2 separate regions of the Homo sapiens genome follow, and region 2 is linked to region 1. The links are chromatin loops, found by intact Hi-C in ENCODE. Cell type or tissue: CD4-positive, alpha-beta T cell. All regions are shown on one strand.

Region 1 (2,500 bases):
CCATTGTCTAAATGAATCTTTTCATCACTAGAAGGCAGTTTCCTTGACATAGCTTTCATGTCAGCAAACCAGAACAAGAACTTCTTGAAGGCATGGCCAATGGGTGTCCCTCTTCCTGAACCTCTGGCCATCCCTTCTTTTCCTGCATTTTCCCTGAGATCTGACTTCTCAAATAATTTTTGAAACCTTGCACTTTTGTAAAGCTCATCTTTTTAATGGACACTAACCTATTGCTGTTGGTGAAAATAAAGGTCAAAAATAATATTAAAAGGATTTTCTGACATCTTCTACCTAAAGTTAATATTGGTAAATTTACTTTCCAATATACAAAATACATGTGATTATACCTTTTGTGATGAGATTGATAGCAAAAAAAATAGATGGTAAGTGTTGCCTAAAAATCAAAATCACAAATATAGAGATGTATAAATGGTTGCTGTGCAGTTATGGATATGTAGGTTGGCTTTAGAATAAAAATAAATATCTAAGATGTAGAAGATACCAAGTAGCAGGTATTTACATGGCTCTTACAGATGCAATGTCACTGTAAGCCAAGGCCTTGATTCTGTTTTGTGTGTCTGGGGACCAGTGTGTGCACATGACTCAAATCAGCCCCAGAAAGTAGTCAGTTGGCAAAGCATAGATGTACAGTTTCACCTTCAAGTTGAAAAAAAATTTAAAAAAAACTACAGATCTTCACAGATTGTTCTTTAATTATGTAGTCCTTTCTGCAGAGATATTTTCCAATGATTTGCTTGTTTTTGGTGCTAGTTGTTAGATGTATAATCTAAGTTGTGGCTTGTGATGAGAGCTTTCATGTTAAGGTAATTAAAATCAAAGAAATTCAGGGTAATATGTCTTGGAGATAAGAACAACTTTTTCAGAAAGTTATTGAACAGTCACCATGTGCTCATGCTACAGTTCTTTCTTTACTTGTGTCCTGTTAGCTGAGTTCCTCAGAGATCTGTAAGGTAGAGCCTACGCGTTTCCTTATGTTTCCAATGAAGAAGCAGTTGCTGAGAGAAGTTTCATGATTTCTATCAAGTAACACCAGTAGGTGGAGCAGCCAGGACCTGCTCACCTTATCACAATGGAAAATTTCAAATGAGCAGATTCCAGACTCAGAGATAGAACCAAGACTATAGAATGAAATGAAAGGAAGTGGAAGGCATTTTTATTTATCATCATTTCACAGGTATTTTATTTCTGGAACTAGCTATGCATTTTCTAACTTTTATTTTTCTAAAACTCCAAAATAAGGCTTCTGATTTATTAATTAAATAGTATTCATCAACTATCTGTTAATCGTAGCAACACGTTTAAATACATATCATGTGAATCAGCATTTGGTTACAACTGTCACACAAAAAATGCATGAGTTTTACCATAAAGGCTGTGATTTCCCTTAGTTGTTGAACCCTAAGTAGACATGAAAGGATAGTAATAATAGAAACAAAGGTTTAGTCATATTCACCATGTTTATAAAAATATTAGTTTGTGTCCATTGTCACAAATCCTCCCATGAAGTAAGGAGAAGGCAGAAATAATATGCTTTTGAAATACAGGGACATAGAAACACAGTCTGTAAATCATAATGAGTGTTGTTAAATAAAATTTATAGGAAGTCATTGGTTTGAACGGAGCTCCTGCGCTAGGCCCAACAGACCAGACCAAAATGGAGTCACTCACGCTAAAGTTTCATGGCCACCAAGCTGAAATGAAGTTGTCTATTTGACCTTCCAAGAAATCAGGAGAGAGAGGGATAATAAATAGCCAAACCCCCAAATGAGCCAATTTTAGCTGGCATGATAAGAAAGTCCCATCTGATTTAACCTTTACAAGGAAAGTAACTGTGAAATGACTTTTTGTTCCCTGTTTCTGTTTTCCTTTTCTGTCTATAAAGCCAGCCACTTCTGCTCAGCTCACTGGAACACATCGAGGTGTTTCTCAACTCTAGAATTGCAAATAAAAGCCAATTAAGATCTTTAAACTAAATTTGTTGTCATTTTGTCTTTTGGCAATATTTATTGAGCATTAACTGCCTGATTTAACTGTCATGCCAAACCTTTGATATAGGAACTAGTTTTATCTCCATTTCACAAATGAGCAAATGAATCCAAAAAAGATCAACAGCCCATAAACGTAATGAGAAAGTGACAACCAAAATGTGAACTGAGACAGTCTGGCTTCAGAGTTCCCACCTTACCATACGCCTCCTGCTGGTGTTCATGTCCTAGGGCTGCCATAACAAAGCACCACGCACTGGGTGGCTTAGACAGCAGAATCTCATTCTCTAACAGTTCTGGAGGCCAGAAGTCTGAAATCAAGGTGTCAACAGGATTAGTTTCTTCTGGAACCTCCCTTAGCTTCTGGTGTTTGTTGGTGATCTTTGGCACTCCTTGGTCTATGGCAGTGTTACTCTCATCTCTGTTTCCATTTTTGCATGTCCTTCTTTTCTGTGTCTTCTTGTGTCCTTCCTTGTGTGTGGACACCGGTCATT
Region 2 (2,500 bases), 560 kb after region 1:
ATGTACACCGGTAACATCAATCTCAAATTTTGGAATGCAAAGACTAAAGAATTTCTACTGGTCCAGCAAATTTGAGACCTTATGCTATAAATAAAAGGCTAGAGTAAGGACGTGTGCACTAAACAGAAATGGAATTTCCTCCCCACAAGTCGAGCTCGCCGAACTGCCCTCGAGGATTTTTGTGTGTGTGGTTTTTTTTGTTTTTTTTTTTTTTTTTGGTTGTTGTTTTTTAATCAGAAGCAGCCCAGAGATACAAAAAAGACATGCCATGCCTTCGCCCCATTCATTCTCCCAAAATTTCTAGGGCTATTTTCTTATTGAAGGAACAACAGAAGAAACAGAAACTGGTCTCTGCCAAGGCACCAACCCACGGCCAGCCTCCATGATATGCCTCTATCTTCCTGAGAGAAGCATAGTACAAAATAGCGTTCAGTCTATTCCCAGTCAGCTGTGGACTAAAACACTCATGGGGTGGGGAAGAACAAGAAAATGTTCTGTTGCAGAAGATTATCCTTGTAGGTGTACTTGTTTTTATCATTTTGGAGTTTGGACTGTTTTTTAGTCATTTTCTACTGAGCTTCAAAACTTCGCTGTACTTGGTTGGGGCAAAGAGGTCTCGGGAACGTGGGGTTCACACTGGCTTTGAACCCACAGACCAGATTGCTTACACAGACCTGGGCAATTACAGTTCTCTCCAGGACAGAATCCCTCAGGGCGAGAAGGGGTAGGCCCCAGACTGGCTCCTGCTTTGCCCCCAAGGAACCGCCTTCTGCGTCTCCGCCGCGCCCTTCCTCCTCCAGCGCGCCCCTTCAGGCAAGAAGGGGGCGCTGAGCTCCGCGTTGGCCTCGGCCTCCCTGGACCCTTCGTTTGCTTTCCGAGCACCCATCTGGGGCCCAGACCCTTGAAATATTTAAGGAGATACGCGCAAGAGCTCGGGGTAGGAGTTGGCAAACTGTTTGTTCTCAGACTAGACTCTTCCTAAGATGAGGGGCAAAGGCTCTCCAGACGCAGACTCTGGTCTCGTTCTCGGAAATCCGCGTCTGAACCGATGGGGTCCGAGGAGCAGAAGCGTACACGGAGGTGCACGGCCGCGGGCACAGGTCCCCCCGCGTGGCAAGAGGAAGCGGCCCAGCCAGCTGCAGGGGCGTCCTCGTTGTGGGGCCGGGTAGAGGGAGGGCCAAAGGCGAAGGAATGAGGTCATCCCCCCACCCCTCGAAAAAACCTTCCTAAAAGTAAAAATGTAAGGGATCTCAGCGTAAAGGAACCTGACTTGCAACCTCAAAGGGACAATCTCTGTTTTGGGAAATGGCGCCCCCAGATGGCTGAATCCCATGAAAAAATACTCACCCGGAGCAGGGAAGGCCTGGGTGCACGGACCCGGGGAGAGGTGACGTCACCCGCCCGGCTGGCCAGCGCACGGCTGAAAGCCAGGCGGCAACGCGGTTGGAGACACCCGACAAGTCGCGACAGGTCCCCAAGGCTAGCCCGGTAGTCACTTCACCTCACCGAGGCACATGTAACGTCAGCAGCTGTACCACTTACGGTGTGGCCCGGTTCGTTACTTAACCTCTCCATGCCTCAGTTTCCCAGTGACTGCTTGTGTGCAAAATGATCATCCGGGAGCCGGTGCTGGATTGTGTGAATTAAGGAACTAGCATTTTACACGCATCGTTCTTCTCGCTTTCACTCCTCAGAAATAAGGGTCCATCCGCTTTGATTTTACTACTTGAGAGTGGGGGTGGGAGGCTCGCTTTTCCCAGCTCTTCGCGGAGGCCAAGCGGACTCCCTGACAGGACAGAATCTGAACGTGAGAGTGAAGGTCTTGCCTGTCCAGAAACTCTTGTAGCCAGCACAGGTTTAAACAAGAAGCCAAATTGTTCTGGAGAGATTGCTGGGGGCTTTCTTTGTGCCTCAAGCTTCTTCAGTGCCCTGAGCACAGGAAACACTCAAGCAGAGAAGCAGAGCCAAACCCAGGATACGGGAGGTCGAGGCTCTTCCGTAGACCTGCAGCATTGGGGTGGGATGATGTTCATTCTGTGTGTGTTCTGGACCAAGCCCCTCTCCAGGGACCTATGGGCAGCCCCCTTTAAGCAAGATGCCCGGTGGAGTGGGCATCCACCATCACTTACCCTGGGCTTGGGTGAATAGATTTTCCGTGCCTTAAATGGGCAGGGAGGGGGTAAACATGGACGGTCCATTGGTACAAATAAAAGCCTTTGGTGGGTTTTGATCAATTGCAAGGATCGAAGGAGACCTGTGGACCTGAGGTCAACTGGCAGCAGAGAAGAGTCTGGGTTCGTGAAGGCGCCGCCGCGGTGCCGCGCCACGTGTGAGCATCCCAGGGACCAGTCTGGGGAGGCGCGCTGGGATGGGCACCCAGTGTCCCATCCCTGCGCTGCTCATATGGGCAGAGCTCCGTGCCCGCGTCCCAGCCTCCGCGGGAGGTTATTGCCCTGTTCCCCAGTGATCAATTGGACCGGTCTTAGCCCAAAAGCAGAAG

The links. Hi-C counts contacts between places; a loop is a spot of excess contacts. Peaks named below come from ENCODE experiments on the same cell type or tissue, not always from the same donor. Only the 100,000 strongest peaks of a DNase experiment are listed, where the experiment ranks them.
Region 2: it touches region 1 in a loop (5-fold over the local background); 6 of 110 quality-filtered maps call a loop at or near these places.

The regions. Positions count from the first base shown.
Region 1 is chr4:154,348,591-154,351,090 of GRCh38, reverse strand. The region is part of intron 3 of DCHS2 (dachsous cadherin-related 2); the gene reads left to right. Among named protein-coding and RNA genes, the nearest start is that of DCHS2, 140 kb to the left of the region's middle. In CD4-positive, alpha-beta T cell, a CTCF peak has its summit at 1,097 (motif pointing right); no DNase peak of the experiment used is centred here.
Region 2 is chr4:153,791,352-153,793,851 of GRCh38, reverse strand. No RefSeq gene overlaps it. Among named protein-coding and RNA genes, the nearest start is that of SFRP2, 3.5 kb to the right of the region's middle. RefSeq lists enhancers at 759-928, 1,161-1,455, 1,032-1,733. In CD4-positive, alpha-beta T cell, no CTCF peak of the experiment used is centred here; a DNase peak (open chromatin) is centred at 1,381; H3K4me3 peaks cover 1,346 bases; H3K27me3 peaks cover 2,362 bases.